Regions from separate parts of the Homo sapiens genome. Here region 1 is linked to region 2. A link is an interaction called in ENCODE POLR2A ChIA-PET data of the cell type or tissue named here. Cell type or tissue: PC-9. All regions are shown on one strand. Region 1 overlaps PMS1 (PMS1 homolog 1, mismatch repair system component). Region 2 overlaps MSTN (myostatin).

The links. Peaks named below come from ENCODE experiments on the same cell type or tissue, not always from the same donor. Only the 100,000 strongest peaks of a DNase experiment are listed, where the experiment ranks them.
Region 1: POLR2A ChIA-PET joins it to region 2 with 5 read pairs; 2 of 35 experiments call an interaction of 5 or more read pairs at or near these places.

Annotation. Positions count from the first base shown.
Region 1 is chr2:189,834,620-189,839,619 of GRCh38, reverse strand. All of the region lies in intron 5 of PMS1 (PMS1 homolog 1, mismatch repair system component), which reads right to left. Among named protein-coding and RNA genes, the nearest start is that of PMS1, 53 kb to the right of the region's middle. In PC-9, no CTCF peak of the experiment used is centred here; a DNase peak (open chromatin) is centred at 2,779; H3K27ac peaks cover 2,448 bases.
Region 2 is chr2:190,056,155-190,061,154 of GRCh38, reverse strand. MSTN (myostatin) reads left to right here. Exons shown (of 3, transcript NM_005259.3): 2 at 720-1,093; 3 at 3,517-5,000. The coding sequence ends at 3,897. It also overlaps a transcript of AKAP19 not described here. Among named protein-coding and RNA genes, the nearest start is that of MSTN, 4.1 kb to the left of the region's middle. In PC-9, no CTCF peak of the experiment used is centred here; no DNase peak of the experiment used is centred here.

The DNA.
Region 1 (5,000 bases), 220 kb after region 2:
TACAATCAGACTTGACAGGAGTTTGTCTCTAAGACAAATCACAAGAAGTGCATTCCTGACAAATAGGATAGTACATGCCAAATCATGAACATATAGAGAGAATGCCTTGCTAGAGATGAAACTAGACAGATAGGGGCTAAATCACGAATGACCTGGCACATCGTGCAAAGGGGTTTATAGTTTCCCTTACGTGCAATGTAGAGTCACTGGATAAATCTAATTGGGAAAATACCATGATCAGAGATAGATATTAGAAAAAGATCTTTGGCAAGAATGACTTAGTGAGAACTGAAACTATAGCAATATGATTTTTATAAAATGTGATCATAGGCCAGGTGTGGTGGCTCGTGCCTGTAATCCCAGCACTTTGGGAGGCCAAGGCGGGTGGATCACTTGAGGTCAGGAGTTCAAGACCAGCTGGCCAGCATGGTGAAACCCCATCTCTACTAAAAACAAAAAAATTATCCAGGCATGGTGGCGGGCACCCATAATCCTAGCTACTTGGGAGGCTAAGGCATGAGAATCACTTGAACCCAGGAGATGGAGGTTGCAGTGAGCTGAGATCGCGCTACTGCACTCCAATGTGGGCAACAGAGAGAGAGACTCTGTCTCAAAAAAAGAAAAAAAAAAGTGATTGTATTCCTCCAACTCAGAGACTCTCAGCTTTTACGAAAGACATGCAAAACTGAAAGTTCACATTCAAAAAATATTCCGATAGGTGACCTGAGGACTATGTGTAATTAATTCCTAATATACTAGCTATCATGCTACAGCTTTCTCTTCCTCTTGCAAAAGTTCGGTGGAATGCAAGTCAGTGAAACTGATGTTGACAGGATTATTCCCTTAGGTTTTTTTCGTTTGCTTTTTAAGATAAACCATTTGCAAACTTTGGTACTTTACTAGTATTAATATACTGCGGCTGAGAATTACTGGGCTGTGTTAACAGAACCAACACTCTGGTAGGAGGAAAAGAGAAAACGGACAGACTAAAGGGTACGAAATGGGCTTGATGACTGACTCCATGTGGAGAGGGAATAAAAAGAGAAGAATCAAGAATGCCTCCCAGATTTCTGACCTGGGAAACTGGAATGGTGGTAGTAACACTCAACAAGATAAGAAACTCAGAAGAGCAGGATTGGTGGCAGGAAGATGATGAGTTCAGCTTGTTCAGTGTTGAGTGTTGAGTCTCTGGTACCAAGAACAGTACCAGACACCTAGTAAGGCCCACTAAATACTAAATACTTTCGTTAAAGGAATGAGCAAATAAACACATTTTTTTTTCCCTAGGGAAAAGTAACCCCAGTAGAGTTGAAAACTAGCTCTTTGTTTTCAGAGATAAGGCTGCTAGTTGTCACACCACCATACCTGTTAAAATTACACTTTTTGTCTACTACTTGACCTAAGGAAATCCAAACCAATCTTTGCTTTTCTTTCCTCTTAACATAACAGTTTAAGGTATAATTCATATACTCTACAATTCACCCACTTTAGATTTATAATTCAATGGTTTTTATTATTCACAGAGCTGTGCAACCAACAGCATGATTTAATCTTTGAACAATTTTATCAGTCCAAAAAGAAAACCTATATCCATCATCAGTGACTCCTATCCCTTTTCAATCACTAATCTATCTTCTCTCTATATAAAATTTGCCCACTTAGGATGTTTCATATAAATGGAATCATACAATATATGGTCTTTGATTGGATTCTTTCACTTAGCATAACCTTTTCAAGTTTATTTATATCAGTACTTCATTCCTTTTAAATGGCTGAATAATATTCCATTGTAGATAATACATTTGAATTATCCTTTTATGAGTTAATGAGCATTTGAGTTGTTTCTACTTTTTGGCTATTATAACTGATGCTGCCATAAACATGCATGTTCATGTTTTTATGTTGGCATATGTTTTCATTTCTCTTGGGTATAGATCTATGAGTGGAACTGCTGGGCCACATGGTAGCTCCATGTTTTTTGAAGAACTGCCAGACTGTAATCTTTGCGTGCACATGCACTCTGGAAAGGCAAACTACTGGCTTCTGCTATTATGGCTCTAGTTTTAAGCCAGCCAACAGCTAATAATTTAAGGAACAATGTTCAAAATTAAAGGAAGTAAATAAGGTTCTGAATAATCTGCAATTACAGGAAATGAAATGTCCCCTGCTTCATACTTTCCACATCAGAAGTTCCTTATGACAAAGAATAGCTGAACCATAAAAACTTATTCACAAGGCTAAGGTGGGAGGATCACTTGAGGTCCGGAGTTCAATACCAGACTGGGCAACATAGTGTGACCCTGTTTCTATAAAAAAAAAATAAAAAATTAGCTGGGCATGGTGGCACATGCCTGTAGTCCCAGCTACTCAGGAGGCTGAGGTGGGAGTGGCTCACCCTGCACTCCAGCTTGGGTGACAGAGCAAGACCCCCTCCCTAAAAAGAAAAAAAAAAAAACACCAAACTTATTCACAAAAAGTGTACCTCTTTAAAGGAATGCTAACTCTCTGATATTGACATTTTTAAAATAAAGCATTCAAGGAAATATTTCAAAAAACTAATGTTTTAAAATTCCTGCACTGAATATAGCTAAAAAGCCTGCAGTGTTACTAATGTAAACATCATCTTGTTTATTTTAGTTTATATTAGATGCCTTAGATACAGATATAAATCTTAGCTGCTGATTAATGCAAGGATGCTATTTCACTGCCTGACCTGCTGAATAGTTAGTATACACAACCGTAAAAAGATCACTTCAGGAAATCGGTCCTAGAAAAAGCTGTGAAACATGAGAACTATGCAATGTGATTTCACTTTAAAGTAAACATGCTAGGAGTCTGGGAGCATTATTTCACACTAGGCAATTTTTATTGCATCAGATCGAGGGGCTAATTTAAGAGCATTTTCTAAACTAGTTACACTTGGGCTAGCAATAAATAATAGCGGTCTGCCAACAAGTAAAATCTTCTCATTGGGCAACTAAGATTCATTTTCAAAACAGGACCCATCACTAAAAAACTAAACTATAAAATGTGATGAATAAGAACTGGGAATACTGGGAATCCAGAATACAGTATTCAGTTTGCTTTCTCTACCGTTTCATCAATTCTATGTTATTTTCAAAAACAGAGATTTTCTTTTCACTTCCTGAAGGTTTTTGTAAATCTTGCCCTTAGGCCGAAAGCTTAACATGTGCTAAAAATACACACAAACCTCCATATGTTTTCTATCTAGGTCACACAAAGTTGGAGCACCTGGATGTGCCAACTAAGAATCTGACTCTAGTCAGTATGATGACAGTGCAAAAACACCTCAAAAATATATTATTACATGCACACCATCTTAGGTTTGAAGTTAGCCAAATATATCTTGCCCCTAATTCCTACCTCACTGACATACGCTACTTGAAGAAAATGAAGTTAGATGAGAATACTCGATATTTAATTAGTAAACCTCAATTGTTTGTAAAGGCAATTTGTGATAAAGAGAAATGTAGGCTGCACACAGATGATGCATAGTTAAGTGAATAGTACAATGCTAAAACTGCTTGAGCAAAGTCAACTCCTTCTAAATAAAGAGGATATATTATTGGCCTAGACTGCAGCCAAAATTCTTGCAAATTGTAGGCACAGATGTACTAAGCTCATATTTGGATTTTTTTTTTTCCACCAAACAAGAAGCAGCACCAATGAATTTTTTTTTTTTTTTTTTTTTTGAGACAGGCTAGAGTACAGTGGTGTGATCATAGTTGACAGCAGCCTCAGCCTCCTGGACTCAAGGATTCTCCTGCCTCAGCCTCCCGATTAGCTGGGACTACAGGTGCACACTACCACGCCCAGCTAATTTTTTTGTACGTTTTGAAGAGAAAGGGTTTCACCATGTTGCTTAGGCTGGTCTTGAACTCCTGGACTCAAGCGATCCTCCCACCTTGGGCTCCCAAAGTGCTGGGATTACAGGTGTGAGCCACCATACCCAGGCAAATTTCTTAAGTACCATAAGTTTACTTCTAAGATCTTACAAGTTACTATAAATAGATCTATATCTATTATTATTTACTCCTGCGTATGTACTTGCACTGACTCTGACTCCAAAAAGTACAGAGGCACAAACACAATATTTAAAAGGTTGTTTTATTTCCCACATTGGCAACACAGGAACAATATGAGCCACAGCAGCTTACCACTAAGACACTGCTAAATGTTTTGAATTCAGTATAAAATTATAGATTATTCCATCACAGTATCAATACTACTGTTAAAAGAACAAACCACATTCTACTGACATAATAAACATTAATATGAATTGATTATTGCTAAGCAGCCTCAAACTTTCAAAAATGATTGTCTTGGTAAAATTTATGCAGTATAAATGAGTTCTAAAATCTCTTACACTTATTTAATTTTATATTCTTTTCTTGAAAGAGAACATGCATAATTATTTTTCCTGAAGGTTGCAAAGAAATTAATAGACATTTTACCTAAAGAAGGGGCAGTTTATAGGAGCTAGGCAGATGAAAGATAAAGAAAAGAATAATTTTTTCATTCTACCTTTTCATACATTTTTGGGTTTTCAACCATGTAAAGGTATGATCTTTTAAAAAATTAAATAATAAGCTGGGCATGTTGGTTCAGGCCTGTAATCCCAGCACTTTGGGAGGCTGAGGCAGGAGTTCAAGACCAGCCTGGGCAACACAGTGAGACCCTGTCTCTACAAAAAATTAAAAAATTAGCCAGTTATGGTGGCATGCACCTGTGTTCCTTGCTACTCAGAAGGCTGAGGTAGGAGGATCACTTGAGCCCACGAGTTTGAGGCTGAAGTGAGCTATGATCATGCCTCTGCACTCAAGCCTGGGCAACAGAGTGAGACCCTGTCTCTAAAAATAAAATGAAATAGAATAAAACATTAATAAAAATGTAAAGGTATAAAGTTAATCTCTGCATAACTTTCAAAGGGATATTGTTGAGACTCATTTCTTTGCAGTCTTTAAAAACAAGAAAGATTA
Region 2 (5,000 bases):
TCAAATAGGTCTGGAGCAGATTTACCTTTTATAGACAATTTTGGAAAACCAAAATAAAAGAAATTGTTAGTGCTTGTGCTTACATGACAGCCTGGCCCTAAAGACAATACTTTCGAACTTTTCAGATAGCCTGAATATAACATCAAAATTTTTGTGTTAATTATCTGCTTAGTTTTGCTCCTTTAAAAGGTTATTCCAAAGCCAAAATGTAACAGATGTACTGTGTTTTCTACTAATTCCTGAGGCTCAGTAAGTTGCTCAGTGTGTCTTGTCCCCAGGTAATTCAGGCCTGGGGGAAGGGTTCCTTCTTCCAGACTGATTGGTACAGCTGCTCAGTAAGTGTAACTACTCAGATTCCCAAAGAATTCTAAGTGGTTGTTCCTCCACAGTGTCTCTTGTTCTCTCTAATCATCATCATTTTAAAATTTCATTCAGCGTTCATTACTTCATAGAACCTTCCTTTGTCCATAGTTCTCTGGAAGGGGAATAGATTCCTGATGAACAGCTGAAAATACATACGTCTGAAAAATTCTGAAAAGCTAGGGTAATTATTTTCTTTGACATTTTTTTGAGTTATAAAGTTCCACACGGTATTTCATTTTAAAAGACTGCATAGGCATACATTATCTTAATTTAAAAAAATGCTCAACTATTAATATGGAGGGGTTTTGTTAATGGGAAATAATTTCAGCAACTTTTCTTTTCTTATTCATTTATAGCTGATTTTCTAATGCAAGTGGATGGAAAACCCAAATGTTGCTTCTTTAAATTTAGCTCTAAAATACAATACAATAAAGTAGTAAAGGCCCAACTATGGATATATTTGAGACCCGTCGAGACTCCTACAACAGTGTTTGTGCAAATCCTGAGACTCATCAAACCTATGAAAGACGGTACAAGGTATACTGGAATCCGATCTCTGAAACTTGACATGAACCCAGGCACTGGTATTTGGCAGAGCATTGATGTGAAGACAGTGTTGCAAAATTGGCTCAAACAACCTGAATCCAACTTAGGCATTGAAATAAAAGCTTTAGATGAGAATGGTCATGATCTTGCTGTAACCTTCCCAGGACCAGGAGAAGATGGGCTGGTAAGTGATAACTGAAAATAACATTATAATAACCTTATGTTTTTATTCATAATATGAACAAACAATAGTGGAAAATAGCTACAAATTCCCTAAGCTCATAAGCTAGACAAAGGTATCTTACCCCAACGGTAGCCCTGTACCCAATAAAAGTAGGTGTCCAATTTCATATCCTATGAAACACTCCCTTGATACTCTTACTTTGCATCAAGATTTTAGAAAACAATTATACCATACTTCTTAACTTCTTAAGAAGTCCTTTTGAATTGGGAATGAAATATAAAGTGCTTTTCATTAATATGATACATGACTGTATGTATTAAAATATTAACTCTATATAGTGGATTTTACCACATAAACCAACAAATCCAAACATTATTTTTTTCTCCCAGAAGGGTGCCAAATGTGTTAAAGATTTTTGGCTTAGCATAAAACAGATAAACCTTTTAAAATTATAATTAAATGTTTTATTCAGAGAAATTAAGAGTGATATTTATAGGCTTATACTTTATTAAATATATTTAAGGTTTCTCAAGATAAATATGTTCATTATTTGTAGGATGTTGATGCACTGATGTGTGTATATATTTCTTTGTGGAATACTCCTAATAAAATTTCAAGTTACATACTAGTTAACCTTTGCCACCTAGCTTATTTCTGAGCTGCCTTAGCATTCTTGTGCAAAAATTTACTCAGGGAAGGCCGACTAATTTAGTACCAGGCCAAGTAAATGACAATACCTTATATATCACAAAAATTAATAAAAACCATTTTAATTCCTAGTACAAATTTAGGGTTACTCTTCTGGCTTACCTAAATTTCTGTTTTCAAATACTTAATGTGATCACATCTTTTTACGTTCATCTATTGATATAATTTACAAAAGAAGATTATACTTGTAAACAACAAACCTGTTACCTTTGTAATCATTCAATGATCTTAGTTATAAAGATGATATAATTAGCAGATCAGATCTACTCTAAATAAAACATTCTTTAAAATACTATACAATATTTTTTCATTTTTATTACTTTATTATATATATGTGTATATATATATTTATACACACACACACATGTTTTACTTCAATATGTTGGGGGGTACAAGTGGTTTCTGGCTACATAGATGAATTGTACAGTGGTGAAGTCTGAGGTTTTAGTGCACCCATCACTCCAAGTAGTGTATATTGTACCAAATATGTAGTTTTTAATCCCTCATCCCTTTCTGAGTCTCCGAAGTACCTTATACTACTCTGTATGTCTTTGCGTACGCATAGCTTAGCTCGCACTTGTAAGTAAGAACGTATGGTATTTGGTTTTCCATTCCCTTCGAATAATGGCCTCCAGCTCCATCTAATTTGCTGCAAAAGACATTCCTTTACTCTTTTTTATGGTTAAATAGTATTCCATGGTGTATATATACCACATTTTCTTTATCCATTCATCCGCTGATGGGCACTTAGGCTGGTTCCATATCTTTACAACTGTGAATTATGCTGCGATAAACATACGTGTGCAGGTGTCTAAAAGACTATACAATTTTCTAAATGATCTAGTTTCCTTTATATATGCTACTTTAAATGTTAATGACTCCCAAAATGATATTATTATTTTTGACAGTCTTAAATAACACTGCCAGAGCTATTTTCATTTAGATATGGGTTAAAAACTACTGTCAATTATTTAAGAAAGTGTTCCTTTTTATAGGTAGAATTTTAATGATCAAAATTGATAATATGTCCAGTGGTTAATATGTTGTGTTCCTCAGATTTTTTCATGTAAAGGGAAACAAAGTCTCAAATGCATTAAAAGATTGGGGCAGAGACAGAATCAACAAATTTTTAAATACCTGAATAGAAACATTTTCCAGTGAAAGAATAAAGGAAATATCATCGTCTCTTCTTCTGAATTTGTCCTTCCCTATTTTGCCCTGGTTTTATTGTCCAAGTTTTCCTGAGTGAGGAGGATGGATGACTATACCTAACCCTCCAGGAGTTACCAGGCATATTTAGCCAACATATTTAATCAGGAAGCAAGAAGAGAGGGAGCTGTTAGCTCTTTCCTTCATTCCCCACTTCTTCTTCTCCTCTCTCTCTCCTTTCTTCCTTCCCTCCCTTTCTTCCCATAAATATTTTCAGGACATCCATTATGTGCCAGGCAATCTGGTACTCAAACTTGGAAAAATAAAACTTAAAAAGACATGGTACTGACCTTAGGGGAATTTGTATTGCTGTTAAATTCTTTTGAGACATAAGGGGAAAATCAAGCCTAGTGTAAATTAACATTCCTTAATGCTGTGCCTTTTAAAAATAAATGTGGTATGAGCAAAATTATTAGTTTATTACTTCAACAATAACTTCTTAAGGTAGGTAGAAAAGTGTTTCCAGGCCTATTGATATTACTGATTGTTCTTTCCTTTTCAAACAGAATCCGTTTTTAGAGGTCAAGGTAACAGACACACCAAAAAGATCCAGAAGGGATTTTGGTCTTGACTGTGATGAGCACTCAACAGAATCACGATGCTGTCGTTACCCTCTAACTGTGGATTTTGAAGCTTTTGGATGGGATTGGATTATCGCTCCTAAAAGATATAAGGCCAATTACTGCTCTGGAGAGTGTGAATTTGTATTTTTACAAAAATATCCTCATACTCATCTGGTACACCAAGCAAACCCCAGAGGTTCAGCAGGCCCTTGCTGTACTCCCACAAAGATGTCTCCAATTAATATGCTATATTTTAATGGCAAAGAACAAATAATATATGGGAAAATTCCAGCGATGGTAGTAGACCGCTGTGGGTGCTCATGAGATTTATATTAAGCGTTCATAACTTCCTAAAACATGGAAGGTTTTCCCCTCAACAATTTTGAAGCTGTGAAATTAAGTACCACAGGCTATAGGCCTAGAGTATGCTACAGTCACTTAAGCATAAGCTACAGTATGTAAACTAAAAGGGGGAATATATGCAATGGTTGGCATTTAACCATCCAAACAAATCATACAAGAAAGTTTTATGATTTCCAGAGTTTTTGAGCTAGAAGGAGATCAAATTACATTTATGTTCCTATATATTACAACATCGGCGAGGAAATGAAAGCGATTCTCCTTGAGTTCTGATGAATTAAAGGAGTATGCTTTAAAGTCTATTTCTTTAAAGTTTTGTTTAATATTTACAGAAAAATCCACATACAGTATTGGTAAAATGCAGGATTGTTATATACCATCATTCGAATCATCCTTAAACACTTGAATTTATATTGTATGGTAGTATACTTGGTAAGATAAAATTCCACAAAAATAGGGATGGTGCAGCATATGCAATTTCCATTCCTATTATAATTGACACAGTACATTAACAATCCATGCCAACGGTGCTAATACGATAGGCTGAATGTCTGAGGCTACCAGGTTTATCACATAAAAAACATTCAGTAAAATAGTAAGTTTCTCTTTTCTTCAGGTGCATTTTCCTACACCTCCAAATGAGGAATGGATTTTCTTTAATGTAAGAAGAATCATTTTTCTAGAGGTTGGCTTTCAATTCTGTAGCATACTTGGAGAAACTGCATTATCTTAAAAGGCAGTCAAATGGTGTTTGTTTTTATCAAAATGTCAAAATAACATACTTGGAGAAGTATGTAATTTTGTCTTTGGAAAATTACAACACTGCCTTTGCAACACTGCAGTTTTTATGGTAAAATAATAGAAATGATCGACTCTATCAATATTGTATAAAAAGACTGAAACAATGCATTTATATAATATGTATACAATATTGTTTTGTAAATAAGTGTCTCCTTTTTTATTTACTTTGGTATATTTTTACACTAAGGACATTTCAAATTAAGTACTAAGGCACAAAGACATGTCATGCATCACAGAAAAGCAACTACTTATATTTCAGAGCAAAT